Regions from separate parts of the Homo sapiens genome. Here all the other regions are linked to region 1. A link is an interaction called in ENCODE POLR2A ChIA-PET data of the cell type or tissue named here. Cell type or tissue: GM12878. All regions are shown on one strand. Links, peaks and the distances in the headings refer to the core of each region. The heading gives the core; the rest is flanking DNA. Region 1 overlaps NUMB (NUMB endocytic adaptor protein). Region 2 overlaps HEATR4 (HEAT repeat containing 4). Region 3 holds the start of PAPLN (papilin, proteoglycan like sulfated glycoprotein).

Region 1 (11,538 bases), core at 3,207-8,206:
TGGCTCATGCCTATAATCCCAACACTTTGGGAGGCAGAGGTAGGTAGACTGGTTGAGCCCAGGAGTTTGAGACCAGCCTGGGCAACATGGCAAAACCCCATCTCTACAAAAGATACAAAAATTAGCCTGGCAGTGGTGTGTCCCTATAGTCCTAGCTACTTGGGAGGCTGAGGTGGGAGGACTGCTTGAGCCCGGGAGGTCAAGGCTGCAGTGAGCCGTGATCATACCACTGCACTCCAGCCTGGGTGGCAGAGCGAGACTCTGTCTGTAAAATAATAAAATATTAAAATTTAAATTAAATTTAAAAGGGGTTATTCCAGAATGATGTTAATGTGCCAGAGATGAGGAATGAAACATAGGTTAATCATTCACATAGGGATTAAAAGTAGGTATTCATATGTATAGCTACACGTGACATTAGGTGTTCTACAGGCAATGCATAGTTTTTCCTGTGTCTCAACTGTCCTCTTTGAAAAAATGGAAATAACCTTAAAATACATTATTGTTGAAGACAATGAAGGTGAATTGAGTTCTAGAATGGCTAGATGGATACAGACACAGCTGAAAGAGAAATAAAATCCTTAACATAGCTGTTTCTTCTATATATGGAAAATAAGTCTAAATTGGAGTTGATATCAACTTCAGGTAGAAATGAAAACTAACATAGTCTTTTTTATTTTTATTTTTTTTATTTTTTAGAGACAGGCACATGCCATACACCAGCTAATTTTTTATTTTTATTTCTTGTAGAGATAGGGACTTATTCTGTCACCTGGCTGGGGTGCAGTGGCACGACCATAGCTCACTGTAACCTCAAACTCCTGGGCTCAAGTGATCCTCCTGCCTCAGTCTCCCAAAGTGCTGAGATTACAGGCATGAGCTACCATACCTAGCCAGCCTGCCCCTCTATCCATCCATCTACCCATCTATCCATCTATCTAATCTATCTATTTACTTTAATTATTAGGGGTGTGTGTGTGTGTGTGTGTGTGTGTGTGTGTGTGTGTGTTTAAGCAACAAGGTCTTGCTCTGTGGCCCGAGCTGGAGTACAGTGGCACAATCATAACTCACTGGAACCTCATACTCCTGGGCTCAAGGGATCTTCCCACCTCAGCCTCCAGAGCAGCTGGGACTACAGGCCCATACCACAAGGCCTGGCTAGTTTTTTTGTGTATTTTTTTTGTTGTTTTTTTGTTTTGGAGAAACGAGGCCTTGCTATGTTACCTGGGCTGGTCTCAAACTCCTGAGCTCAACTGATACTCCTGTCTTAGCCTCTCAAAGTGCTGGGATTACAGGTGTGAGCCACCAGCCTTTTTAGAATACAGTTTTGCAATATGCAACTAAAGACCTTAAAATGAACATATATTGAGGAATATTTCACACAGAATCATCAGACCAATCAGATAATTTACGGTATATCTATACCAGTGGTTCTCAAAATTTAGCATGTATCAGAATCACCTAAAGTGTTTGTAAAACCATAGATAGCAGCTGGCGCAGTGGCTCATGCCTGTAATCCCAGCATTTTGGGAGGCTGAGTTGGGCAGATCACTTGAAGTCAGGAGTTTGAGACCAGTCTGGCCAACACGGTGAAACCCTGTCTCTACTAAAAATACAAAAAATTAGCCAGGCATGGTGGCGCACACCTGTAATTCCAGCTGCTCAGGAGGCTAAGACAGGAGAAACACTTGAACCCGGGAGGCAGAGGTTGCAGTGAGCTGAAATCGCACCACTGCACTCCAGCCTGGGCAACAGAGTGAGTGATATGCCGTCTCAAAAAAACAAAACAAAACAAAACAAAATAACCACAGATTCCTGGGCCCCCAAACCAGGTTTCCGATTCAGTAGGTCTGGGTGGAGGCCAAGAATATGCACTTCTAACAAATTCCCAAGTAATGCTGGTATCTCTGGTCCAAGGACCATGCTGAGAATCATTGATCTAAAAAATGGACTTCTATGAAACCATTAAAAATGAAGATCTATATTCATTGATATGATATATATGCATGCAGTGGTGTACTGATAAGCCAGCCTGGGGAGGAATTCAGCGGGGAGAAAGAAGCCCTGCTTTGTAGCATTTGCCAAATTCACTGATGTAGCTGATCCCACCATTGCTAATATCAAGCTACCAACAATTTGGGCTTGCATAACTTCTTAATTATTGGCTCTGGTGAGATAGTGCTAGCTGGTCCAAGCACACTAACTAGAAAAATATCTAACAAGATATAAGGCAAAATGGTAATTAAGCAGTTATCTTTGGGTAAAAGAATTTTAGGGATTTTCTTAATGTCTTCCTGTATTTTCTTAATTGTTTTATGAGCATTCTCACTTTTATAATAAAAATCTATTAACAATTAAAAATGAAGTTATTTGCATCGGCTATATCTTTCTGGTCATTAAATATTCACACACATACATTCATTCATATATGTGTCTATAAAGGTTTGGATTAAGAGTTCTGTATAGTTGGAAGTTTTGCACCCCCTCTAAAGAAGACATTGATATTTAAACATTAAGAACAAGTCTACTACTGCACTCTCCTTCTGTGTTAACCTGGCCTTGATGAAGTGGAAAAAGAAAGAATGGTAAAGGCCCAGCTGAGAAGTCTTTGAACTCTAGCCCTGGAGCATCAAGGGCTAGAAGTGTCTGTTTACAAAACGAAGCATTAACAGCTGCCCTAGAATCCAAGCGGAAAATAGCCTAAGACAGCCTGCAATGCATGTGCTATAAAACCCAGTTTCACAAAAAGAGCAGGAATATAATCCCACTAGCTTTGCCACATAAAAATGTAGGTCTGATTAACAGTTCACCAAATTGTTAACGGAAAAAAATCAAAAATAGCTTAAATATCCCACAATAGAAGATTAAATAATTTAAAGCTATAAAATGGAATATGCACCTATTAAATGGTGATATTTTAAAATTTCTAACAACATGGGGAAATGGTCATAAATTATTGTGAAAGGAAAAAATGTAAGAAAACTGTGTATATAATCCCATTAATAAACTACATATTTGTATATGAGAGAGAGACACACACAGAGAGAGAGAGAGAGAGAGAGAGTGTGTGTGTGTGTGTGTGTGTGTGTGTGTGTGTGTGTTTAAAGACCAGAAAAATATAGCCAAGGTTAATAGCAATTATCTCTGGATTAGGGTATTATAGATGATCTTTTTATATTTGCCCATTTGTATTTTCAAAAATATCTACAGCAAATATATATTATTTGGGTATTTTTTTTTTTTAGTCACCAAGCAGGGGAAACCCAAATTGTAACAAGTAAATGAAAAGATGCCCAACCTCACAATCAATCACAGAAATAGAAATTAAAACAATATACTTCTTTATTCCCATCAGATTGACAAGGCTAAACAGATGGATAAGACCAAATATTGGTGAATATTTAAGGAAATGGGAATTCTAATTTACTACTGGTGGGAGCATAAACTGGGTAGCCATTCTAAAAAACAACTTGGCAATATTTAGTGAAATTAAGTATGTGTACGGGCCACAAGTCAGCAATTCCTTTTCTCGGTATATACTAGAGTAACCTTTGCACATATCAATAGGATATATGCATAAGGATGTACACAGCAGCACTATTTGTTTTAGTTTTCAACACACCTAGGTATCAATTATTAGAGAAACATACAAGTAAAATGTGGAAATACATATACAATGGAACATTATACAACAGTCAGTTGTTGTAAACTAGATTTACAAATACAGTATGCGCTTCCATAATTCCTTTTTTTGATCAAAAAAGAATAAATAGATTCACAGCATAATACCATTATACGGATTAAAAACACATACACACAAAACAATATGAAAATATTTCAAAAATAAGCACTTACTTACATTAAGCATATTAAATAGTTGGCCCTCCACATCCATGGGTTCAACCAGCTATGGACTGAAAATATGCCAGAGCCGGGCACAGCGGCTCACGCCTATAATCCTGGCACTTCGGGAGGCTGAGGCGGGCAGATCACCTGAGGTCCGGAGTTAGAAACCAGCCTGACGAAAATGGAGAAACCCTGTCTCTACTAAAAATACAAAATTAGCCGGGTGTGGTGGCGCATGCCTATAATCTCTGCTACTTGGAAGGCTGAGGCAGGAGAATTGCTTGAACCCAGGACACAGAGGCTGCAGTGAGCCGAGATTGTGCCATTGCACTCCAGCCTGGGCGACAAGAGAGAAACTATGTCTCAAAAAAGAAAAAAAAATATGCCAGAGAAAAAAAGGCTTAGCCATATGCAGTGGCTGACATCTGTAATTCCAACAACTCCAGAGGCTAAACTAGGAGGACTGCTTGAGGCCAGGAGTTTGAGCTTACAGTGAACAATGACTACACCACTGCACTCCAGCATGGGCAACACAGCAAGAGCCTGTCTCTAAAAAATAAACAGGCCAGGCATGGTGGCTCACACCTGTAATCCCAACACTTTGGGAGGCCAAGGCCAGTGGATCACTTGAGGTCAGGAGTTCAAGACCAGCCTAGCCAACATGGAGAAACCCCATCTCTACAAAAATAAAAAAATTAGCTGGATGTCGTGGCATCTGTAATCCCAGCTACTCGGGAGGCTGAGGCAGGAGAATCGTTTGAACGCAGGAGATGGAGGTTGCAGTGAGCTGAGATCGTGCCACTGCACTCCAGCCTGGGCGATGGAGTGAGACTCTGTCTCAAAAACAAAAACAAAAAAAAACAAAAAAGTAAAAATATATAAATGAATAAGCAAGCAAGTGAGCTAGCAAGTCATGAAGAGCAGACATGAAAGAACTTTAAATGCACACTACTAAGTGAAAGAAGCCAATCTGAAAAGGCTACATATACCATATGATTCCAACTATATGACATTCTGGAAAAGGCACAACTATGGAGACAGGAAAAGGATCAGTGGTTACCAAAGGTTAGGTGAGAGGAAGGGATGGACAGCCAGAGCACAGAGAATCTTTGGGGTAGTAAACCTATTTTGCATGATACTACAGTGGTGGATGCATGTCATTACATTTGCCAAAATCCTTGAAAGTACAACACCAAGAATAAACTCTAATGTAACCTAAGGACTTAGGGTGAAAATAATGTGTCAATGTGGGTTTATCGATTATAACAAATTATGAAACATATAATTGGTCTTCTTGCCCTTTCCTGACATATACCTCATAAAACCATTGGCACCTCTGGAGTGATGAGTATCTTTTACATGCTAATGAGATGACAGTGGCTGGACATCTCTAGATAGCTTCAAGGATAAGGGCTGGTCACCTGAAAGACCAAGGCATGATAAGAGGGTTGCCCCCAACCTCCAGAGAGGGAAGAGGAGCTGAAGGGTAAGCTGATTACAAATGGCCAATGACTTAATCAATCATGCCTATGTAATGAGGCTTCCATAAAAACCCGAAAGGACAGGGTTTGGAGAGCTTCCGGATAGATGAACACTTGGAGGTTCCAGGAGGGTGGCACACCTGAAGAAGGCATGGCATGCCCCTTTCCACATACCTTGCCCTATGCATCTCTTCCATCTGTCTCCTTTGTAATACCCTTTATGATAACCCAATAAATGTAAATGAAGTGTTTCCCTGAGTTCTGTGAGCCACTCTAGCAAATTAATTGAACCAAAAGAGGGAGCTGTGGTAACCCCAATTTATGGCTAATCAGCCAGAAGCACAGGACACAACGTGGGGCTTGCAATTTAAGTAGGGGATTGAGCCCTCAACCTGTGGGATCTGATTCTATCTCCAAGTAAATAATGTCAGAATTGAGTTAAAATGTAGGATACCCAGCTGGTGTCTGCCAAAGAATTGACTGGGTTGCTGGTAGATAGAAATCCCCACGCATTTTGGTGACCAGAGGTGCTGTGTTATACTGAGTTTGTATTGGTTTGATTTTTCTTATATCTCCTGTGTACTATTCTGGTAAGGAATGTTGACAGTAAGAAAGGCTGTGGGTTTGTGGGGGCAACAGGTATATGGAAACTCTCTGTATTTTTTTTGCTCAATTTTGCTATAAACCTGAAACTGTTCTAAAAAAATTAAGTCTTCCAAAACTAACAAAAAAAAAAACAGGGGATGGTACTCATGAACCAATAATGACTAACTGGCTATAAACAAACAAAACAAAGAAGTACAGATCTGGAAGGTTCATGTCAAAGGCACCAGAGCACATCCATGTGTACAACGGAAACCACTAACAAAATATGTAAGACTAAATTTTTTTTTTTTTTTTTTTTTTTTGAGACGGAGTCTCGCTCTGTCGCCCAGGCTGGAGTGCAGTGGCATGACCTTGGCTCACTGCAAGCTCCACCTCCCAGGTTCAAGTCATTCTCCTGCCTCAGCCTCCCAGGCAGCTGGGACCACAGGTGCCTGCCACCACGCCCAGCTAATTTTCTGTATTTTTAGTAGAGATGGGGTTTCACTGTGCTAGCCAGGATGGTCTCGATCTCCTGACCTTGTGATCCGCCCACCTCGGCCTCCCAGAGTGCTGGGATTACAGGCGTGAGCCACCACATCCGGCCTAAATTTGTTTTTGAGACAGGGTCTCTGTCACCCAGGCTGGAGAGCAGTGGGGTACAATCAGAGCTCACTGCAGCCTCAAACTGCTGGGCTCAAGCAATCTTCCTGCCTCAGCCTTCGTGAGTAGCTAGGACCACGTGCACGCACCACCATGTCCAGCTAATTTTTTAGAATTATTTGTAATGACAAGGTCTCACTATGTTTGCCCAGGCTGCAATCAAACTCCTGAGCTCAAGTGATTCCTCTGCCTCAGCCTCCCAAAGTGCTAGGATTACAGGAGTGAGCCACTGCACCTGGCTAAAAACTTTTTATCATGGTGGGAAAAGACCTCATAATTCAAATCCAGTTTCTGCAGCTATTTTTCTTCAACAGATGGAGAAAAATACTACTAATCAACAGTATCTCCTTGATCACAAATACATTTCTAGAGTAAATTAAATGACTGATTCCCTATCTGTTATATGGATCCTAAAACATAAAAATAATAACTAAAAATAGCAGGAGCAGATGCCTTTTACTGAGAGCCCATAAAGTATTGCACTGTAGATATATCTAATCTAACAATCCTCAGAGATTACACACTATATTACTATCTCAGAGAGATTAATTGATTTGCCTAAGAACACACAACTATGTAGTGTAACTAGGAATCAAATATAATCTTCTACTATAAAGTCTGTGCTCTCTCACTCTACCCCAATGTCCACATACCAAACAATTATAATAATAATATCTTCCATTGTAGCACCTCCAATGTATTAGGCACTGTATTAGGTACTTTACATAAATTATCTCCTTCACACTTCACGACTGCCTTGAAAGTCAGATATTATTAATTCCATTTTACAGATGAGGAAACAGAAGCTTATAAACTCAGTAACTTGCCCAAGGTCTCAAGATTCAAGCCAAGTTTCACTTTGCGTTATCAAAAGCTCACTTTCACAACTAAATTTAAAATTATCTTTACTATTTTTAGTCCTTTGGTTCTCCACACTACCCAGTTAAATGTGTATTATGTAATAATAAAGCACCTATGTGCTGAACATCACATTGAAGTCAAACAAACACAATTTTGATATAAAATAAATGTAATCATATAACTGTGACAGATGTTAACTGGTTACTCAAAAGGCCATTCCCAAATCCCTACTCCCTCCTTGCCTCTCATTACAGAGGCCAAAAGACGAAAACAGCTGGAGGTGACCATATGACCCAATTTTGGCCCTTGGAACATCAGAAGTGACTTGCTGGAATCACTAATAAGAAAGCTTTTCCTTGGCATAGTCTTTTTCCTTCTTCCTTGAATGTAGGTGGAAGGCTGGACCTGCAGTAGCCATCTTAAGACCATGAAAGGCCAAGCAAATCACAAATTCATAGGCCCCAACAATGTTGAACCATTAAAGCAACATGAGCAGCTGCCAACTTCAGATTTATGTAAGCTTTATAGTCAGGTTTTCAACTGCTTACAGCCTGATTCACCCATTATATATCACCATATCAGAAACTCCACCACAATTTTAACTGTAAGTAACTTCCTGGCTAATAATTAAAAACAAAGTCACATACTAGTCCTAAATTAGTCTGACAAAATTACAATCTCCTGATGAGGACTATTCTGAGTATTTGCTCAGGAAGCTGTGAGAAGCCTGAGCTGAGGAAAGAATGAGAGACAAGAATACAGAATCGGGGAGCTCCCTGGGCTCTGAATTGCACACATGGTAAGAGCCCAGACTCTCAAGATAATTACCAGAAGTATGTCATCAGAAGGGACACATCCTTGAACAATAATATAAGCCTTCAAGAGATTGGCGGGGCATGGTGGCTCACGCCTGTAATCCCAGCACTTTGGGAAGCCGAGGCAGGCAAATCACTTGAGGCCAGGAGTTTGAGACCAACCTGGCCAACATGGCAAAACCCTGTCTCTATTAAAAATACAAAAAAAAAGAGGCCAGGCATGGTGGCTCATGCCTGTAATTCCAGGACTTTGGGAGGCCGAGGCGGGCGGATCATGAGGTCAGGAGTTTGAAATCAGCCTGGCCAATATGCTGAAACCCCGTCTCTACTAAAAATACAAAAATTAGCCAGGCATGGTGGCGCGGCCCTGTAGTCCCAGCTACTCAGGAGACTGAGGCAGAAGAATCACTTGAACCCCAGAGGCGGAGGTTGCAGTGAGCCGAAATCACCTGAGCGACAGAGCAAGACTCCGTCTGAAAAAAAAAAAAAAGATTAGCGAGGCATGGTGGCGCATGTCTGTCATCCCAGCTACTTGGCAAGCTGAGACACAAGAATCGCTTGAGCCTGGGAGGCAGAGGTTGCAATGAGCTGAGATTGTGCCACTGAACTCCAGTCTTGGTGACAAAGCAAGGCTATGTCTCAAAAAACAAAAAAAGGTAAAATAATAATAATAATAATAATAATAATAACATGCTTCAAAACAAAAGCCCTGGAACGTCAAGACTCTTGTTGAAAAAAATTCATAGTTAAGGTATGATCAGGGTCTTGGGGTTACAGGAAAAAATAGTTTGCATTCAATAATAAATGTTTATAAAGTATAATATCCTTTTTCTTAGAAGATGCATGCTCAAGTATTTAGAGGTAAATTATGTTGTCTACAACTTACTTTCAAGTGGTTTATATAAAAGAGGATACATACATATTAGAATACACATATAAAGCATGGGAAAATGTGAAAAAATATTGAAATATCAGTGGGGGATATACAGATGTTCAACATATGTCTTACAACATTCTTGTACATTTGAAATATTTCATAATAAAAAGTTGGTGTTAATGTTAATTTCCTGGTTTTGGTATTGTACTACAGCTATGTAACTTGGTAAAGGGCATATAGGACTTCATTTTCATATTTTTATACCTTTCTGTGAATCTAAAATGATTTTCTTTTTTTTTTTTGGAGACGGAGTCTTGCTGTCACCCAGGCTGGAGTGCAATGGTGTGATCTTAGCTCACTGCAACCTCCGCCTCCCGGGTTCAAGCAATTCTTATGCCTCAGCCTCCAGAGTAGCTGGGATTACAGGCACGCACCACTGAGCCCGGCTAATTTTTATATTTTCAGTAGAGACAGGGTTTCACCATGTTGGCCAGGCTGGTCTCGAACTCCTGACCTTGTGACCTGCCCGCCTCTGCCTCCCAAAGTGCTGGGATTACAGGCGTGAGAAAATTATTTCAAAACAAAAAGTTAAAAATGTTGGGAAGATTTCTCGCTTGGTAAGATGAAGTAAATATATCTCCCTTTATCTTCCAGTTAACTATAACACTGGGATGGAATGCATGAACAGCTATTTGAAGATGCTGTAAAGTAAATATCACAGGTGGATCCAGGGAAATCAACAGAATTCCAACTATCCCCAAACTAGCTGTGAGTTTATCATTTTTTTCCTCTAGTATCCTCCAGCCTGAACTCAACACAACCTAAAACCCAGAAGTGAGCACAATGGTGCAGGCAGAGAGAGAAACAGAACCCTCTAGCTCTGGCTCAAGGCCCGTAAAGGGAACTCCTACAGCTCAGAGAAGATGAGGGAAATCCTTTAGGTATTTTTTTCTTTCTCTTTTTTTTTTTTTTTTTTTTTTGACAGGATCTCACTCTGTTGCCCAGGCTAGAATGCAGTGGCACAATCACAGCTCGCCACAACCTCAAACTCCTGGGCTCAAGTTATCCTCCCGCCTCATCCCCACAAAGTGCTAGGATTACAGGTGTGAGCCACTGTGCTCAGCAGCTTGGGAAAACTCCATACTCTCATGTGTCAGTCCCCAGGTCATCCATGGTGGGGGCAGCAGCAACAACAGAAGAATCTGGGAATGGAAAGCCTCCAGGAACAAAACTTTTGAAGGAAGGGAACCTTTCTCTCCATCCTGTGGAGCCGTGCCTCCAAGTGGGCAGGACAAACTCTGTTGTTTTGGGTTTTTTTTCTTCTCTCTCTGTCCATAGGAAAGTGACCCCATAATGTTGTTTATGAACTGCTGGGCTCATCCTCAACCTGTGTAGGTATGCATCTGATACCAATTGGCATAATAAAAACTCTGATAACTGAGATAATGAGTAGACCTACACCCAGATCCCAGACTGACCAATGGGTGGAACACTTGTGGGACAGATCTGAATAACACTGCCAAAGCTCAGAAAACTGAATTTATATGGAACCACAACCCACAGAAGATTAAAACAAAAATACCAATATTCTCCACAGAATATTAACATATTTTTGTTTTTTTTTTTTTTTATTATACTTTAAGTTCTAGGGTACATGTGCACAACGTGCAGGTTTGTTACATATGTATACATGTGCCACGTTGGTGTGCTGCACCTATTAACTCATCATTTACATTAGGTAAATCTCCTAATGCTATCCCTCCCCCCTCCCCCCACCCCATGACAGGCCCCGGTGTGTGATGTTCCCCTTCCTGTGTCCAAGTGTTCTCATTGTTCAATTCCCACCTATGAGTGAGAACATGCGGTGTTTGGTTTTCTGTCCTTGTGATAGTTTGCTGAGAATGATGGTTTCCAGCTTCATCCATGTCCCTACAAAGGACATGAACTCATCCTTTTTTATGGCTGCATAGTATTCCATGGTGTCTATGTGCCACATTTTCTTAATCCAGTCTATCATTGATGGACATTTGGGTTGGTTCCAAGTCTTTGCTATTGTGAATAGTGCCGCAATAAACATACATGTACATGTGTCTTTATAGTAGCATGATTTATGATCTTTTGGGTATATACCCAGTAATGCAATGGCTGGGTCAAATGGTATTTCTAGTTCTAGATCCTTGAGGAATTGCCACACTGTCTTCCACGATGGTTGACTAGTTTACACTCCCACCAACAGTGTAAAAGTGTTCCTATTTCTCCACATCCTCTCCAGCACCTGTTGTTTCCTGACTTTTTAATGATCACCATTCTAACTGGTGTGAGATGGTATCTCACTGTGGTTTTGATTTGCATTTCTCTGATGGCCAGTGATGATGAGCATTTTTTCATGTGTCTGTTGGCTGCATTAATGTCT
Region 2 (7,900 bases), core at 333-5,332, 110 kb after region 1:
TGACTGTGGATAAGTTACTTAACCCTGAGCCTGAGATTTCTTATTTGTAATACAGGCATAATACTAGAACCCACATATTGAGTTATTCTTACTGTTAAATGAGTTAACTAGACAAAGTGTTTAGCAAAATGCCTGGCAAGATAATGAAGGTTCAATAAATGTTAACTATTGTGGTTTTCATTAGGTTCTTTGTCTTTGAGGGCACTTCCATTTGGCTTTCAACATCTTCCTCATTTTAGTTGCTAAATACTCTTTTGGCAGGTATCAGACTTTTATTTCAAAGCTCCTATTATCTGTAGGTGTTTCCTTCAGTCTTTTTTGTTATTGTTTATCTGATCCAGTTTACCTAATGGATTGCCTCTCTTTTTCCTGCACTAACTAAGCTTGTCTATCATGTTCTGAAAGCCAGCAGCTATTGAGTTCTCAAATACCATAGCTTTCAACAGTCCTTGCCAGGCCATTACTTTGTCCCAGGCACTCAGACTTCTACTCTCCTATCTTTGAAGGCAAAGTAGGTATAGGATAGCCCCAACTCTACGAATGAATTTTGGAGAGGGGTTGCTGATACCATAGTCAACTATGACATGGACAATGGTTGGACAGCATATTTTGTTCTTCCCTTCATACATCATTTGCTGAGCATAAAGTTTGGAAAACAATAAGATAGGGTCGCCTGGGTGCAGTGGCTTATGCTTGTAATCCCAGCACTTTGGGAGGCCAAGGCGGGGAGATCACCTGAAGTCAGGAGTTCGAGACCAGCCTGGCCAACATGGTGAAACCGTGTCTCTACTAAAAACACAAAAATTAGCCAGACATCATGGCACATGCCTATAGTCCCAGCTACTTGGGAGGCTGAGGCAGGAGAATCGCTTGAACCTGGGAGGTAGAGGTTGCAGTGAGCCCAAATCAAGTGCCATGGCACTCCGGCCTGGGCAACAGAGTGAAATTCCATCTCAGAAAAAGAAAAAAGGGCTGGCGCGGTGGCCAAGGCGGGCAGATCACCTGAGGTCAGGAGTTTGAGACCACTCTGGCCAACATGGTGAAACCCCATCTCTACCAAAGATACAAAAAGTTAACCAAGTGTGGTGGCGGGTGCCTGTAATCCTAGCTACTCAGGAGGCTGAGGCAGGAGAATTACTTGAAACCAGGAAGCAGAGGTTGCAGTAAGCTGAGATCCCACCGTTGCACTCCAGCCAAGGCAACAAGAGCGAAACTACGTCTCCAAAAAAAAAAAAAAAAAAAAAAAAAAAAATGGTCTCTGCCTCTGAAGAGTCTGCAGTGTAATAATGAGTTTCCACAAATTACTGAAGTAATACCCATCCATGCAAAAAGCACCCAGATATATGTTAACTGAAGTTCATCTAACACCCAATGTGTGAAAGGCTCTTGTCTAGCCTTAATGAGGCAACCAGATTTTTACATTTCACAAAGGAGGGATGGATTTTTCAAAGACTGAGAAAGCCTAGTCCCAGATGAGAACCACTTCTCACAAACGTACAGTATCACAGGACCTCCCTTCACTCACTCAGAGCCCAGGCAGTCTTCCATTCCTTCAGCATCCTCCGCAGGACCACCAGTTCCCAGGTCACATCCTCCTGCAGTGATTTTGCCTGCTTCTTCAATCTCCTGGTCTTAATAGGCACATCCTTCTCACCCACCTGCAGCAGCATATCCTTGGCGGGGGTGGGCAAAGCAGTCCAGCGCAGGGCTCCTTGCACAGGTCTGTAAGCTGTGCAACGTGGCAGTGTGAGGTCTTTTCACCCCACTGCCTTAGGCCCTGCCACACAGTGGCCCCAGCTTGCATCCCATTCCTATTCCTGACTAATACCAAAGCAAAACAAAACCCTCAAGAGTGAATTTCCCCATGATTATATGGGGAACTGAGTACATGTACACAGGGAATTATGGAAAGTCCTGACTAGACATGGTAAGCCATGATGATGATGGGGGTGAGAGATTTGTGGGGGGAAATTGAGATATCTACAAACCTTTCTATAAGTTTAAAGGTTATCTTTAGGAACCTAAATCTTTAGGAACATAAATATGTTTATATGTAACGAGATTTGCTCATAATATTTGATACGTTGCAATTTAGTGTCATTGGCCATTATTTCTAAAGTATTAAGTTTTCCTTTTAATGTTTTTAATTTGGGGAGAATAATAGTGCTATAAGCTGTGAAATTTTAAAGATTTTAACATCTCTGAGTTTTTCCTCAAGACAACAGAAATTTGAGAACAGAAGAAGCCGTAAATATTAGATATAGTTAGAAAAGCTATAGTTGGCCGGGTACGGTGGCTTTTGCCTGTAATCCCAGTACTTTGGGAGGCCGAGGCGAGCAGATCACGAGGTCAGGAGATCGAGACCATCCTGGCTAACACGGTGAAAACCCCGTCTCTACTAAAATACAAAAAATTGGCCGGGCATGGTGGCATGTGCTTGTAGTCTCAGCTACTTGAGAGGCTGAGGCAGGAGAATCACTTGAACCTGAGAGGCGGAGGTTGCAGTGAGCTGAGATTGCACCACTGCATTCCAGCCTGGACGACAGAGTGAGACTCCGTTCTCAAAAAAAAAAAACAAAAAAAAAACTATAGTTATATTTTCTGAACTTAATGTTTTTCATGGTGTCAAATTTAGAAAGCCTCTTTCTCAGAAAAAAAGCTCTATGGAGAAGGGGAAGGGAAAAATGATAAAAACATTTCCAGATGTACTAAATTCATTATTCACACTGCCTATTAGTCTCATGTTCTAATCAGTCACTATCAGCCATTTCTGTTTTTTTCCAAGATTTCATTCTGACTCTTAACACCTTTAGATTTGCTCTGAATCAATTCTTTCCTTTGAGCAAGGAAGACATAACATTTCTTTCTTCTAATGTAAAAAGAGTCCTGTGAGGCGGGGTGCAGTGGCTCATGCCTGTAATCCCAGCACTTTGGGAGGCCAAAGCGGGTGGATCACTTGAGGTCACAAGTTCGAGACCAGCCTGACCAACATGGTGAAACCCTGTCTCTACTAAAAATACAAAAATTTGCTAGGCGTGGTGGTGGGCGCCTGTAATCCCAGCTACTCGGGATGCTGAAGCAGAAGAATCACTTGAACTGGGGAGGCGGAGGTTGTAGTGAGCTGAGATCGCGCTCCAACCTGGGTGACAAAGCGAGACTCCATCTCAAAAAAAAAAAAAAAAAAAAAAAAAAAGAGTCCTGTGAGACTCCAGGGCAGTTTAGCAAAGATGCCCATACAATGCATCTCCTCCAAATGGTCCCCACCAGCTTGGACGTGCTGGGGGACTCAGCCACTCTGCTGAGGCCTCCCTCCTTTCTGGGGTAGGGTGTGTGCAACTAGGAGCTGTGGAACCACCTCTGACAGGCCAGCTCACACTTTGCCATGTGACGCTCCCCGACTTCTCTCAGGCGATTTGAAATCCCTCCTGAAGAGATGAGAAGTAGCTGAATTAACCCCATTTCTCCTATATCCCTCTGCTCAAGGAGTTAAAATGGATTTGCGGTGAGCAAGTCTTAGATCTCTGATATTTAACCTCATAGGAATAAAAAATACAACTGCCAACTTTTACTTTGGTTCCAGTCCTTTGGGTTATAGCTGGATAGAAACACATCCACTAGCCATCTTCCACATCAACAGTCATCAAAAAAAAAAAAAAAAAAAAAAAAAAGAGTCCTGTGAGACTCCAGGGCAGTTTAGCAAAGATGCCCATACAATGCATCTCCTCCAAATGGTCCCCACCAGCTTGGACGTGCTGGGGGACTCAGCCACTCTGCTGAGGCCTCCCTCCTTTCTGGGGTAGGGTGTGTGCAACTAGGAGCTGTGGAACCACCTCTGACAGGCCAGCTCACACTTTGCCATGTGACGCTCCCCGACTTCTCTCAGGCGATTTGAAATCCCTCCTGAAGAGATGAGAAGTAGCTGAATTAACCCCATTTCTCCTATATCCCTCTGCTCAAGGAGTTAAAATGGATTTGCGGTGAGCAAGTCTTAGATCTCTGATATTTAACCTCATAGGAATAAAAAATACAACTGCCAACTTTTACTTTGGTTCCAGTCCTTTGGGTTATAGCTGGATAGAAACACATCCACTAGCCATCTTCCACATCAACAGTCATCTAAAGCTGGGGTCCCTAACCCCCAGGCCATGGGCCTGTACCAGTTCATGGCCTGTTAGGAACCGGGCCACCACAACAGGATGTGAGTGGTGGGTGGGCAAGCATTACCAGTGAGCTCTGCCTCCTGTCAGATCAGCAGTGGCATTAGAGTCACGTAGCATGAACCTTACTGTGAACTGCACATGTGAGGGGTCTAGGCTGCGCACCCTTTATGATAATCTAATGCCTGATGATCTGAGGTGGAACCATTTCATCCTCAAACCATCCCCACCCCGCTGGTCTGTGGAAAAATTATCTTCCACGAAACCGGTCCCTGGTGCCAAAAAGGTTGAGGACTGCCGATCTAAAGGGAGCACACAAAGTAATGACTCTTGGCAGGGTACAGTGGCTCATGCCTATAATCCCAGCACTTTGTTTGGGAGGCTAAGGTGGGAGGACCCCTTGTGGCCAGGAGTTCGAGACCAGTCTGGGCAACATAGTGAGACCCTATCTCTAAAAAAGTTAAAAATTAGCTGAGTGTAGGGTGCACACCTGTGGCCCTGATCCTCCTGCATCAGCCTCGCGAGTGGCTGGGACTCCAGGTGCGTGCCACCATGCCCAACTAAGTTTTGTATTTTTTTGTAGAGACGGGGTCTCACCTTGTTGCCTAGACTAGTCTGAAACTGCTAGGCTCAAGCGATCTGCCTGCCTCATCAAATTGTATGGTTTAACAGGATTAATTTTATAGTATGTAAATTCAAGCTCAATAAAGCTGTTATTGAAAAAGAATCCTCTGGCTGGGAGAGTGGCTCATGCCTGTAGTTCCAACACTTTGGGAGTCTGAAGAGGGTGCATCACTTGAGCCCAGAAGTTTGAGACCAGCCTGGGCAACACAGCAAGACCTTGTCTTTACAAAAATTAGCTGGGTATAGTGGTGTGCACCTGTAGTTCCAGCTACTCGGGAGAGTGAGGTGGAAGGATTGCTTGAGCTCAGGAAGGTAAAGGCTGCAGTGAGCCATGATTGTACCACTGTGCTCAGCCTGGGAAACAGAGTGAGACCCTGTCAAAAAAAAAAAAAAAAGAAGAAGAAAAGAGAGAGAGGGAAGGGGAGGGGAAGGGGGAAGAGAGGAAAGGGAGACATGAAGGAAGGAAAGGGAGAAGGAAAGGAAGGAAAAAAAGGAAGGGAGGAAGGAGAAAAGAAAAAGAGGCTGGACACGGTGGCTCACGCCTGTAATCCCAGCACTTTGGGAGGCCGAGGTGGACAGATCACGAGGTCAAGAGATCAAGACCATCCTGGCCAACATGGTGAACCCCGTCTCTACTAAAAATACAAAAATTAGCTGGGTGTGGTGGCGCGCACCTGTAGTCCCAGCTACTCGTGAGGCAGAGGCAGGAGAATCACTTGAACCCAGGAGGCGGAGGTTGCAGTGAGCCGAGATCACGCCACCGCACTCCAGCCTGGGCGACAGAGCGAGACTTTATCTCAAAAACAAAGCCAGGTTGTGTGGAAATCCTGTGGCTGTCCACAGCTGTCTGGCGGGTGCCTCCACAGCAGGCACAGAATGTGCCTGTGCCTCCAAGGATAGACTGAGCCCAGGGAAGGACTTCTTGCCAAGTGGATGCAAAGGCACAACTAGCAGGCCAGGCAACCCTGTCAGCCAGGTGTGGAGGCATGCACCTGTGATTCCAGCTACCCTGGAGGCTGAGGCAGGGGAATTGCTTGAACCAGGAAGATGGAGGTTGCAGTGAGCAGAGATCACGCCACTGCACTCCAGCCTGGGTGACAGAGCAAGACTCTGTCTCCAAAAAAAGAAAAAAAAAAAAAAGGAATGGGTGACAACTGCTGTTAGTTTCTGCACACCACTGGGCCCATCTGAACAGTAATCCTACAAAGAGTCATGGGAAATAGAGTCTTGTGGAAGATGTGCACATTTTGTTTCATAAGCTAATTTCTTGGTCACCTTCTTTCCCTCTTTGTCTTACAGAGTGAAGAATGATGAACTTGTGAAAGTTCAGGTATGGGTGGGCTGAGTGTGGAGTGGGAGGGTAGAGCCAGCCCAAGGGAAAAGGGCAGAATGCTGGGTCAGGAGTTTGATGCACTTTCCCTGTTAGGTGCACTTTCCCTGTTAGCATTGAGATAGGAGCTGCCTTATTGGTAACTAGTGGCCCTAAACCACTTGGTTATACCTAAGTTATATCAGATCTCAAGTGATTGTATGTTCCTGTGAGGCTCTTCCTAGTTATAGTTAGTATTTTATAATTTTGTGAGATTATTTTTAGTACGTAGAAAGGGGATTGCCTAGATGCTAATGGTGCTTCAGCCCATGAACTGGGAGCTCTAGCACATGAATAGTGGGTAATGATGGGAAGTAGCCACATTCCCGTTATTAACCCCTGCCTTCCCTGTTAGCTTCCTGCTTACATGCTTCAGGAATTGCCTGGGCACTCCACTTTTCTGGAGTTTCAGGGAAGACCTTAGATAGCTGCTTGTTGTACCGATTTAGGTTTTCCAGGACAATCTGGTCTCTCTTTGCACCAATCTGGTGGATGATCTGGACTTCATCTGTGAACAGACAAAGAAACAATGAGTCCCCTATAACCTCCCTATTTCCTTTCTCCCTGGGTTCCTAATCACCAGGATCAGACCCAACTTCCTTTTGCCCTAATCTAAGCCCCTAGGATCCATGACTGCCATACTCTGGGGCATCCCTTGAAGGTGACCATTGCTTAGAAATATCACAGTGATAAATCACTATAGTGTCTGTGGGGGAAAAAAAAAAGAAAAAGGAAATGTCATAGCTAGTCACCTCATTAGAGGCCTGGGAGCCAAGGATGGTGATTTCCTTCCTAAGGCAGAACCTATGGCCGGGTGTGGTGGCTCACACCTGTAATCTCAGCACTTTGGGAGGCCGAGGTGGGTGGATCACATCATCAGGAGTTCGAGACCAGCCTGGGCAACACTGTAAGACCCCCGTCTCTACAAAAAATACAAAAATTAGCTGGGTACAGCTACTCGGGAGGCTGAGGCAGGAGAATCAGTTGAGCCTGGGAGGTGGAGGTTGCAGTGAAGATAGCACCACTGCACTCCAGCCTAGGCAATGGGAGTGAAACCATTTCAAAAATAAGAAAAGAACCGGCTGGGCACCATGGCTCACGCCTGTAATCCCAGCACTTTGGGAGGCTAAGGAGGGCGGATCACAAGGTCAAGAGATTGTGACCATCCTGGCCAACATGGTGAAACCCTGTCTCTACTAGAAATACAAAAATTAGCTGGGCGTGGTGATGCGCGCCTATAATCCCAGCTATTTGGGAGGTGGAGGCAGAGGTTGCAGTGAGCCAAGATTGTGTCACTGCACTCCAGCCTGGCGACAGAGCAAGACTCCGTCTCAATAGAAAAGAAAACAAAAGAAAAGAACCTATGTAACCACTTAGAGGCCTTATCCCTTATAAAAAGCTAGATACTAAAAAAGAGGCACCTAATTAATCTCATCAGTCATGAATACTTAGAGTAATTTTGTTAAACACTTTGAGAAGACTTTCAGCTGCAGCAGTTTAGGAACAAGATGGGGCTTGGGAAGAAGAAACAGCTTGGAACACGAAGACCTAGATTGAGTATCCTGGAAGCCCAGGCATCTAAGGGACAGCAGTAGGGACAGGGAAGGTGGCAAACATTTACTGAACACCTTAAACAGACATTGAGCAAGAAGCATTACAGATGCTTTCTCATCTACTCTACTCAAAGTGCATTTTTGTTAACATCACTTCACAAATAAGGTACTTGTGGCTCAGAGGAATTATATAATTT
Region 3 (11,538 bases), core at 3,423-8,422, 170 kb before region 1:
TACCCACATATATCATAAAATAGTATTAAACTTATTTAGTGAGATAACTGAGTTTTAACTTATGTGGGCTAGATGTATGATTTATAAATTTATAATTTATAGTTTATAAATTTATACATGAATGTATGAGTTCTTCAGATTTTCTGAAATGTCGAAAATGGCTTCCATGCCTCCTCCTCCCTCAGGGGACATCTGCTCGGGAGGCCTTGTTTTGGTGTCTCCTAGCCGAGCTTTCCTTTCCCCCTTGCTCCCAGTTCAGGGATCTTCTCTATAATCACCCAGCTCCAAGGTCATCTAGTTTAAAATGTCACCAGGCTTGAGGACTGGAACATCCCAGCAGAAGGGGAAGGGCTTTTTATCTTGGGGAACCTGCACAGGCCCAAGCACAGTCTGAGGACACGGTGAGGGTGTTGGAGGCCATGCTCGGTTGCAAGGGTGTCTGCCTTCACTTTGGTTTATTTCATATCTGCCCCCTAGGCCAGGGCTGGGAGAGCTGAGCCAGTGCTTCACAGTTTGTTTGTTTGTTTGTTTATTTTTATTTTTATGTGTTTTTTTTGAGATGGAGTCTCGCTCTGTCGTCCAGGCTGGAGTGCAGTGGCGCAAACTCGGCTCACTGCAACCTCTGCCTCCTGGGCTCAAGTGATTCTCCTGCCTCAGCTCCTGAGTAGCTGAGATTACAGGCGCCCGCCACCACACCCAGCTAATTTTTGTAGTAGAGACGAGGTTTCGCCATGTTGGCCAGGCTGGTCTCAAACTCCTGACCTCAGGTGATCTGCTCGCCTTGGCTTCCGAAAGTGCTGGGATTACAGGCGTGAGCCACCGTGCCCAGCCAGTGTTTCACGTTTTGTAAATGTGCCTTCTCTGGCTCTCAGGTTACTTCTGTGGGCATCCAGAAATTAATTTCAGGATATTTTAGGCCCTTTGGCCTCTGTCAGACCTGAAAGTGAAGCCAGCCTGCCTGGGTTAATGTGCTGTTGACGGCACAGGCTGTTTGCACTGGCGATGTAGGGTGCTGCCCACTGAGCCAGGGTGCCCCATGTGTCAGATGGGCCCATGGCGATGGAGCCAGTGCAGCCCACTTGAGGGAGGAGACAGGGACCGGCTCCTCTGCCTGTCCACACACATGGCAGGTCATCTTTGAGGACTCTGTTTTCTCAATTGTCAAGGACCAGAATTCCCTCTTTCCCCTCTTGCACTATGGATAAAGGCATAGACATGTTATAAGTGATTATGCAGCTTTTGTCATTAAAGATATGTAATAACACGGTTCGCCAAGGTGCTCCAAGCATTTGGTAATTATTGCATGAATTGATTTTTGTTTTTAAATCAAAACATACTTTGGTAAACATTCCTGTGAAGGGAGGCCCATTCCAAGTCTCAGAGTTGGAGTGCCACCAAGACCCCGCCTGGAGCCCCGCTGCTCTGCCAGTCAACTGATGGGCTCCTTTACCCTCTCTCTTCCTGGCAGTGCTCCATAGCGGTGGGAAAGAGGGTGAGGCCTTGCCACTCCGCGGAGGGCCCCCTGGCCCACCCCAATGCTGAAGACAAATCTGACCCCATCTTCCCACTGGGAACTTGGCCAACCCAGATGTTCCCGCAGCCCCTCCCTCCGCTCCTCGCTCCCTGGATGGGGCCCACCTCCAGCGCATTTTTCTCACTCCAAGCTCCTTCCTTGCCAGATGGCTCTGCTGGAGGATTCTGCCCCGGGCTGGGAGGGGCTGGGGACCTGATTCTCTCATTTCCCTGTGGTTTGGCGAGTCTTCCCTCGCCCCTGTCGTTTTCAGAGCGAGCCCCGCCCTTGTCTGCAGACTCTGGCTGCCTGGACAGGCAAAGGGAAATGGATGGGTCACCCTGATGCCTCCGAGCCCGGTGACAGGAGCTAAGGATGGCAAATACAGACCGAGGGGCCACCTTGCCACTGCCTGACCCTCCAGGGAGCTTGGGCGCCGTCCCATTTCTTAAACTCCTGGCAGTTGCCCAATAAATGGTGAGTCAGTGAAGGACTGTAGGGGTGGCTGCGGGGTCTGCGGGAGGGGATTTCCATGCAGAATGATGTCAATAGGTCATGTGCATGGGAATTGTTGTGAGTAAGAACAAACATTAACCAGCTTTTGCCCCTGTTTACAAGGCTGTGCTGGAGAGTGTGGAGCCGAAGTCAACCAGCCTTATCCCTTCAGGAGACCTGAATTTATAAATGGTGGTCAGGATGAATACAAACAGGATTCCTCCCCCAGTTCACGTTTGTGACATCTGGAGAGATGTATGGGTTTGTCCTGGGTCATTGTCACCACATTGGATGCAGGGGGAATAAAGGATAGGGCGGTTGTTAATACATACCCCACATTTAACCAAGAAAAGCCACAGAGGAAGGTACTGCTTCATAAAACCAATGTCCCTTGAGCATGTCCCTTAATATGCCACAGACACTATGCCAAGCCCATCACAGGCATTGTCTCCTGTCCTCACCCCACCCTATGGGTAGGGCCTGTTAGCCCCATTTTACAGAGGAGGAGGAGCGCTCCCAGAGTCACTGCCCGCAGGTAAGTGGGAGAGGCTGTGCCTCCAGCACTGTCAAGGACGGGGGCACTGGACCCCATTTCTGATGAACCGAATCTTCGTCTGAGTGGGCCTTGGTAGCGCAGTCTCACAACCTTTCTCAACTTTCTCACTAAAGCTGCTCAAGCAACAGAGGACAGAGACACTGAGGGATGTGGACACAGTCCAAGGTGGCAGCCTTAGGTGGAGAGTTCTCTGGAGTTTTACCAAAACCAAAAGTTTTATTTCATAATATATGCTTTTTGTTGTCTTACTGGGTAAAATACAACATAAAATATACCATCCTAACCATTTTTGAGTGTGCATTTGGTGACATTAAGTTCCTTCACAGTGATGTGTAGCTATCACACGCCCATCTCCAGAGCTCCTTCCTCACCACAAAACAGCTCCCCGCCCCAGCCTCCAGCACCCCCATTCCAGCTCTGTCTCTGTGAATTTGACTACTCCAGGAACCTCACAAGGAGTGGAACGACCCACTATTCATTCTTCTGTGACTGGCTTATTTCACTTAGCGTGAAGTCCTTGAGGTTCATGCATGTTGTTGTAGACGTGTTTTAATGTTAAAAAAAAAAAAAAAACGGCTGGGCATGGTGGCTCACGCCTGTAATCCCAGCACTTTGGGAGGCCAAGGCGGGCAGATCACCTGAGGTCAGGAGTTCAAGACCAGCCTGGCCAACATGGCGAAACCCCATATCTACTAAAAGTACAAAAATTAGCTGGGCATGGTGGCAGGCACCTGTAATCCCAGCTACTCAGGAGGCTGAGGCAGGAGAATTGCTTGAACCCGGGAGGCGGAGGTTGCAGTGAGCCGAGATCGTGCCACCGCACTCCAGCCTGGGTGACAAGAGTGAGACTCCATCTCAAAAAAAAAAAAAAAAAACCATCACCAAAAATATATGACACCACCATACACACTCCTAAAGTTGATGTTCCCAGAAGCTGTGCCTTATTTATTCAGTCTTCCTGTGATGCTAAGGTCACAAGCTCTGGTGCGAGAGACACTGACCAGCCAGGCCTCAGCTCCCAACTCTGGCCGAGCAGGACAGCCCGTCACAGTCTGCCTTTCAGTGCCAATGCTGCCTGGAGGCCTGCGCTGGAGGCCCCAGTCGACACGGGTGTGTGCCACTCCCCTTCAGAGAGGATGCCACCTCCAGCTTTCTGCTGCCTCACTTTGTTCTCAGAGTTTGGGGTGGTGGATTCCTGGGAATTTTCAATTTTAGTATTTATTTTTTATTTACATCAATCTATTGTCTTTTAAAAATGAGAAAACTGCCATGCAGGAAGGTTGGCTTGCCTGAGATATTACAGCCAGGAGTGGTAGACCCAAGACTGCCCAGGCTTTGTGCCTCCCTACTTCCTGCCCCCAAGCTTGGACCACATTCATGGCACCACCAGGAGGTGATTCCAGTAGGCCACCCCGCCCACCACATCACACAAATGCTGCTCATCTGAATCCCATCTGCTCTGCGTTATATTGCGTTTAATGGGCAAAATTTACAAAGCTCTGAAAACTGAAAGGTTTCTTATCAATGTGTCCGTAATACCTGACTGAACTTTATGCCCTTTAGGAGGACATTTGTGTGTTTTGCCGCAGAGCTATGAGTGTGTATGTGCGGCGGTTTTGCTCGTTGATTTGTTTTGATTAAAAAGGGCTTCTGGCCGGGCGCGGTGGCTCACGCCTGTAATCCCAGCACTTTGGGAGGCTAAGGCAGGCGGATCACAAGATCAGGAGATCGAGACCATCCTGGCTAACATGGTGAAATCCCGTCTCTACTAGAAATACAAAATAATTAGCCAGGCGTGGTGGCATGCGCCTGCAGTCCCAGCTACTCGGGAGGCTGAGGCAGGAGAATCGCTTGAACCCAGGAGGTGGAGCTTGCAGTGAGCCGAGATCGCACCATTGCACTCCAGACTGGGCAACAGAGCAAAACTCCGTCTCAAAAAAATAAACATAAAAAGAGGGCTTCTGGCCAGGCACGGTGGCTCATGCCTATAATCCCAGCACTTTGGGAGGCCAAGGTGGGCAGATCACCTGAGGTCAGGAGTTGGAGACCAATCTGGCCAACATGGTGAAACCCCATCTCTACTAAAAATACAAAAATTAGCTGAGTGTGGTGGTGTGTGCTTGTAATCCCAGCTACTGGGGAGGCTGAGGCAAGAGAATCGCTTGAACCTAGGACGCGGAGGTTGCAGTGAGCCGAGATGGTGAAAAGAGGGCTTCCAGCCTGCTGGGAGTATTATATAATATGCAGTTTAGTCACTTCTAAAGCCTGGAAAATTCTCAATTCTGAAACACGTTTGGCCTCAAGAGTTTCTGATAAGGGATTGGGACCTAGATATATAGAATTAACAGTGATATGAAAGCTGTAAAAATAAAGAGCTTAGACCCCGTTTTGTGTCTGTACATCTTTCCGTGGCATTATACTATAAAGTAGGGGTCCAGGATAACAGGTCCCCACAGAAATGAGAGCTAGAGAAGCACTGCAGCAAAAAAAAAGAAAAGAAAAGAAAAGAAAAATTATTTCCTCTCCCTTCAGCTTCGGGGAAGTCTTGTTTTAGGATTGCGAGGCACTGGCCCACTGACTTCTGGGTTGTGTTTCCAGGTCTTTGGCCCGAGACACAGGCTGTCTCTCAATGTCTGGGCTGAGAACCATTCAGGTACAGAGGCTGAAGCCACAGGGTAGATGAGAAGTGTCCCAGGAGCATGGTGGAGGGTGAGACCAAGACAAAAGGATCTAAACAGCCTTGACTGCTGGCCTCTGGGGCTACCAATCCAGGGCCCCTGTCCGTGACAGCCCCCCAGGGACAGCACCAGGGACCTCAGAGCCTGGCTCACTGGATTCATCACAAGAGAACAGGGACTTGCTGCCTTCTGCAACCATCCGAGGGGCCACCAGGCGGCCACAGGACACCAGGCTTGCCTGGGAGTCTGGGGTGCCCACCTGGAGCTTCAAGGCCCAGAGACATGCTCCGGGCCTGTGCTCTTGAGCTGGTTCCACACCTTACACCGACCTTTGTGGGGTCTGGGCCAGGAGCTGCTCTCCCCTTTGGGAAGTGAGGGTGGGTTCCTCACAGCAGCTCCCTTAATGTCTCAACCAGCTTCTCCAAAGGAGGCCGTGGTTGGGGTCGCTGTGGTAGGAGTTTGTGTTCCCCTGTGGGCAGAGGGGATGAGATCTCTGCCGGCTGGAGCTGCTGGCTGGGAGCTAGTCAGAAACAGCATTGGAAAGCCCCTTCCTTTCCCACTGTCTCTGCTCTCCTTCCCCAGGCATTGTCCTGCCTCCACACAGCCTCTCCCGCATCCCGGTGCCCTTTCCGGGATCCGAGTCAGCGTGGGCCTGGTGTCACTGAGGGGACATCCCAGGAATTCCTGTTCTTTCCCTCTGGATGGCCTTCTTGTCTGCAGGAAGGGTGGGAGGAGCTATTATATATTTCTGTCTCAGCTTTAAGGGTAAAACTCCCCTCCAAAGGCCAGGTGGCTTATCTCCTGACAGCCACTTGTCAGACACACTGAGCCCTGAATTCCCACTCCAGTGGTCTGGCATGGTGCTTCAAAGAGCTGACTTGGATATGGCAACGCAATGGGGGAAGGAAGGTTGAGGTGGCGTCTGGAAGCACAGCACGGAGTGGAGTTTTGACCCTCGCCTTCCCGCCGTTCCCAGCGTTTGAATGACTGTATTAAGGGAAATGAATATATGTATTGGGGGGTGGGGAGACGTTAGAGAAATAAATGCAGCAGCCTCTGATGTGGAGTATCTTTTTTCCTTTTGGATTCCTAGTGGGCTGTGGCATCGGTTCTATGACTTTTATCGTAAAAATGTTTGAATACTCTGATTGTAAAACTCAGCTTAGTCTAAACTGACACACACAGCACTAGAATGCAAGTCCCCACTAGAGTGTAAACTCCCCGAGCAGACCTAGTGAGCTGGAGCCCACGCCTGGGAGAGCTGACTGCATCTCTTCCCAACTCCACGTCTGGTGACGTCACCTTGGTAGCTTGAAAACAGCCATGGTGGGAGCATCTACACCAAACGCCATGGGAAAGAATCCACCTGCACAGCAGTGCTGCCTCCTGCAGCAAGCTGAAGCTTAAACAGTTATCACCACTGGGCCGGTCTCTCCCAGCTTCTAGCGCAGCGTAGGCACTCAGATATTTGGATGAACAACCTCCAAATGAAGGAAGAGGGAAGCAGCATCCTCTAAATTCAGTTCAATGGGAGTTCAACAAATACCCTGTCCTGGTGGACATGTGTTTTCTGGGGCAGCTGCCATCTGAACTTCCACCTGGGGACCCTGCCAATTCTTGTTTCTCAGGTCCTGGCCATCAGGGTACAGGCATGTTCCTGTGGGGAGTGAGTCTACAAGGACGCTTCAGGGTTTTTCTAGGCATGTGTCAGCATTGCCTAAAATTGGTGGTGACACGAGTTCAGCGTCCAGCGGAAGAGCAGCATAGATCCTAACTGGAACTGCTCCTGGACTACAACTAGGACATTGTCGGGGGTCCAGCCCAAGCATGTGCCTGATTTTCAGCCCTCCTGTCAATCTGCGATCTCCCATTGCCTCTCTTCTAAGCAACTCTCCTGTTTAAGCTGACTCAGTCCTTTTCTGTGATGTGCAACCAAGAACCGCAAGGGTTGGTTCAGGCCCTCTGAGAGCAGAGGCTGAGACGGGACTAGATGTGCGAGAGATCTACAGGGGAGCGCCTGTGAAGATGAATTGCGGGGAGGAGGAGGTGCAGGGGGAGTCTTCAGAACCTGGTGTGGGGCTGAGTGCAGCCACTGGAAGCTGGTCACCAGTTACACTTCTCAAAGCCCCTCTCTTGAGGCAAACCTTCAGGGCCACCATGAACCTCTGGTCCAGGGTATAACATGAAAATGGATCTCTGCCCTTGCAATGTTCACAATTATGAGAGAGAAAGAGAAACAACTACATCACTGCAGTAGTTTGAAAGTGCTAGGGCAAAGCCCGGCACCGATGGGAGTGCAGAGCCAGATGTACAGGAAGGCTTCCTGGAGGAGGTGAATCCTGGGAGCCCCGAGGCTCTTGGCATTTTGCCCTCTCTCTTCTCTCCAGCCTTCCATCCCAACCCAACCACACAAAGAGATCTGGCCACTTCTTTCTTAGCCTCATCCTTAGATCTGCAATCTGTGGAGATATGAAAATGTAGAGAATTGAGGATACACATGGCGGGAGCACAGGACAGAAATTTAACAAAAATTTTTTTAGAGACAGGGTCTTGCTCTGCTGCCCGGGCTGGAGTGCAGTGGTGCAATCATAGCTCGCTGCAGCCTCGACATCCCAGGCTCAATTGATCCTCCTGCCTCAGCCTTCCAAGTAGCTTGGCCAGTGGTACCCGACCTTTTTGGCACCAGGGACCAGTTTTATGGAAGAGAATTTTTTCAGGTCTGGGAGCGGGGTGGGATGGTTTCGGGAAGAAACTGTTCCAGTCTAAAGCCTGATCCTGTTCAGATCATCAGGCATCAGAGTCTCCTAAGGAATGCACACCCTAGGTCCCTTGCATGAGTAGTTCACAACAGGGTTCATGCTCCCGTGGGAATCTAATGCTGCCACTGACCTGACAGGTGGCGGGGCTCAGGCAGTAATGCTTGCTCACCTCCTGCTGTGTGCCCGTTCCTAACAGGCCATGGACAGGTACCGGTCCGTGGCCTGGGGATTGAGGACCCCTATCTTGGACTGCAGGCAACTGCCACCATACCTGGCTAATTAAAAAAAAAATTGTAGAGATGGAGGGTCTCACTGTGTTGCCCTGGCTAGTTTTGAACTCCTAGACTTAAGCAATCCTCCCTCCTCAGCCTCTCAAAGTATTGGGACTCCAGGCATGAGCCACTGCGCCCAGATCAGAACTAACTTTTATTCTGCATCTAGTAGGAATTTTATGGAAACCAGTTACTTCCCTACTCTACCACCTGCTGTATGAGTCTCAAGTGAGCAAGTTGTGGCTTAAGGAGGTGACCCGACCTGCCCAAGTACACACACAGTGAGAAGCAGAGCAGCCTTCCAGTCCAGGTCTGCCTCCGCCCCAGGCTACCCCAAACCCCCAATGCGAGGGCGTCTCAGGTGCAGACACTGAGTGGCATAGAGCCAGCACAGAGGGGACTTGACAATAGGAAGGAAGGTCTTACACTTTTTCCTGGAATCTTCTTTCTAAACCACCCTATTTTAATGCATCAGTTCTGTTCACATCTCTGTGAGGTAAGCAGAGGAGAAATGAGGCTTAAAGAGAATATTCCTGCCCAAGCCAGTAATTGCTAGGGCCTGGCTGGTGGGTCTAAGACAGTCCCTTACCACTGAGTGTGGGTTCTGCCTCCCAACCTCAGAGTCCTCTTTGCAGCTGGCGTGAGGCATAAGAAATCACAGCCCTGGGTGTCTGAGAAGAAAGGATCATAGGAAAAGCAGGGACACAGCAGGAAAGTGAGCTCCTTGGGCCTCAGCTTCCCCCACCCTGCAGCGGGAGAAGCATTTTCCTCCCACTTAACAGAGGACCTTTGACCAAGCTCAGAAAAGTCCCAGCTGGTGGGGGCAGGGAGTGGGGCTTGTTGAATGGAAGAAGCGCTTTTCCTCTTTAGAGAGGCTGCATGATTCCACTCCCCTTTCTCTGCCAAGCTTTATCTTTGCTTAAGAATTCACACAACTCCCCAGGGGCCCCGCTACAGCTGCTGCTCCTCCTGTCTTCATTGATAGGTAAGAAATGCACCTGATTTAAACTGATTTAAACTGGCCATGTTCTAATAAGCATTTTGTCCAAACAGGCAGCTGCTGGAGCCAGGGGGCTGAAGTGGGGCTGAGCTTCCCGCTGGTGACTTCTCTTTGCCCAAATGAGGCCAAGGGAGAAGTGGCAGGGCCAGCAAGGGGCTAAAGGCAGAACAGCGTGGGGGAAGGGGACCAGCCTTTGCCACCACCCCACCCCCAACCTCTCCCCAACTTCTTCCCCCCAACCTCCCTCGTGTCCAGGACCAGTTTCTAAAGATGAGTGAATTCCAGTTTCAAAAAAAGAATGGTAGGCAAAGAGTGTCTTGGTTGTGAAAAAGGACAACCAGGAAAACAAATGAAGTTGATCACATGCGTTGAGCCCCTGCCTTGATGCTAATTAGTGCCCTGGCACAGGTGGTGGGGCTGCATTGCAGGCCCTGCCCCCCGGGACTCACAGCTGAGCAAATCACAGCAACAGGGACAGAAACCGAGGGAGCAGGACATGCACCCCATCGGCCTGGGGTGGTGTGGAGACGGCTTCAAAAGCAGGTGACATGCTGGGCACGGTGGCACTTTGGCAGGCCACGGTGGGAAGATTGCTTGAGCTCAGGAGTTCGAGACCAGGTTGGGCGAGACCTTGTTTCTATTTAAAAAAAGAAGAAGAAGGCTGGGCGCAGTGGCTCACGTCTGTAATCCCAGCACTTTGGGAGTCCGAGGTGGGTGGATCACCTGAAGTCAGGAGTTGGAGACCAGTCTGGCCAACAAGGTGAAAACCTGTCTCTACTAAAAATACAAAAATTAGCCAGGCATCATACAGACGCCTGTAATCCCAGCTACTAGGGAGGCTGAGGCTGGAGAATCGCTTGAACCCAGGAGGCGGAGGTTGCAGTGAGCCAAGATCTAGCCATTGCTCTCTACCCTGGGCAACAAGAGTGAAACTCCGTCTAAAAAAAAAAAAAAGAAAAGGAGGGAGGAAAGTAGAAAGAAAGAAAAGAAAGAGGAAGAAAGGGAGGGAGGAAAGTAGAAAGAAAGAAAAGAGGAAGGGAGGGAGGGAAAGAAAGAAGAAAGTGAGGGAGGAAAGTAGAAAGAAAGAAAAGAGGAAGGGAGGGAGGGAAAGAAAGAAGAAAGGAAGGAAAGTGACATTTGACCAAGGTTTTGAGGGCTGACTACGGGTTTGAGAGGTAGAGGGGATTGGGAGAGCGCATTCTGAGTGAGAAAACGTGCTGGGAGATGGGTAACAGCAGCGTGTGCGGAGAAACTCAGTTGCGGCTGAAGAATAGGATCCAGGGGTGGAGAAGGTGGTGGCTGGACACAGGTGTGTTGTGTGTAGGATAGGCATGAAGAGGAGCGGATAGGGCAAAGCTAGAAGGCTTGGGCAAGGGGAAATGGGATTGGAGAGGTGACTGGCGCTGACCCAAGAGAGGACAGACGGGGTGACCAGAGTGGAGGATGAGCCAAGCCTTGGCACAGACCCAAGCGGGTGGAGGCCCCGGGCAACACCGGTCACCACGAGGGCCTCTACGAAGGGCTCTGTCCTCCCACGGGGATTGGAGGTGGGTAAGTGAGACAGGGCGGGGTGGAGGGTGAGGCCAGGCAGCGGCGGAGAGAGAAAGTCCCACCCCTGCGGGCGTTCCTTGCGGCCCGGCCGACCTCGCGGGCTTGGGCCTGGGCGGGCACCGACGGAGCGGCCCTGGCTGCAGCCTCCCGGCGCCAGCGAAGACAGGTAGGGAGGCGGAGGGACTGGAAGCCCCCGGGCGCCCAGCGGCGGGGACCCCGCACCCCGGGGCTTCTGCAGGAATTTGCTCGCCTGGCTCACGGCGACGGGGGTGTCGGAGAAAGTGGGGGCCGCAGAGAAGACCCCGCCCCGGCTCGCTCTCCGGAGGTGGGCGCAGGGTCATCGCTCGGCACCGCGCGCCCCCCGGCCTGGAGGAAAGGAAATGCAGAGAGCCGGGGAGCTGGTGCGGGACGGCCCCGGCGCGCACCCTCCGCCCGCTCGGACCTTCCCTTCAGGCGAATGCCGCTCCCGGCGCGTGGTACAAGCGAGGCCCTGGAGACCGTGCGCCCCTCCCGGGAGGTGCCACTGGGCCGCGGGCCTGGAGCGTCCGGGAGCCCCAGCGGCTGCCGGCACCTGCGCGGCCACCCCGGGCCTCCCGTGGGAACCGCGCCTCTCCGCCTCGGGGGTGCGCGGCGCGTTCCTGGGGTGGGGACGCGGGGTGCCTGGTCAGGGCTGGACCGATGCAGAGGGGGGCCGTGGGCGGGGGCCACGGGGACGGG

Evidence for each region. ChIA-PET counts read pairs that join two places held together with the same protein. Peaks named below come from ENCODE experiments on the same cell type or tissue, not always from the same donor. Only the 100,000 strongest peaks of a DNase experiment are listed, where the experiment ranks them.
Region 2: POLR2A ChIA-PET joins it to region 1 with 6 read pairs; 3 of 35 experiments call an interaction of 5 or more read pairs at or near these places.
Region 3: POLR2A ChIA-PET joins it to region 1 with 8 read pairs; 3 of 35 experiments call an interaction of 5 or more read pairs at or near these places.

What each region holds. Positions count from the first base shown.
Region 1 is chr14:73,395,353-73,406,890 of GRCh38, forward strand. All of the region lies in intron 2 of NUMB (NUMB endocytic adaptor protein), which reads right to left. Among named protein-coding and RNA genes, the nearest start is that of NUMB, 57 kb to the right of the region's middle. RefSeq lists an enhancer at 2,341-2,844. In GM12878, for the core only: no CTCF peak of the experiment used is centred there; DNase peaks (open chromatin) are centred at 5,763, 6,149 and 7,419; H3K4me3 peaks cover 472 bases; H3K27ac peaks cover 1,746 bases.
Region 2 is chr14:73,512,506-73,520,405 of GRCh38, forward strand. HEATR4 (HEAT repeat containing 4) reads right to left here. Exons shown (of 18, transcript NM_001220484.1): 5 at 6,518-6,658; 6 at 1,526-1,729. It also overlaps a transcript of ACOT1 not described here. Among named protein-coding and RNA genes, the nearest start is that of ACOT1, 21 kb to the right of the region's middle. In GM12878, for the core only: no CTCF peak of the experiment used is centred there; no DNase peak of the experiment used is centred there.
Region 3 is chr14:73,226,606-73,238,143 of GRCh38, forward strand. PAPLN (papilin, proteoglycan like sulfated glycoprotein) reads left to right here and starts at 10,901. Exons shown (of 27, transcript NM_001365906.3): 1 at 10,901-10,987. RefSeq lists enhancers at 456-1,351, 5,304-5,373, 9,174-9,746, 9,747-10,318, 10,892-11,462 and a silencer at 9,536-9,830. In GM12878, for the core only: a CTCF peak has its summit at 5,448; no DNase peak of the experiment used is centred there.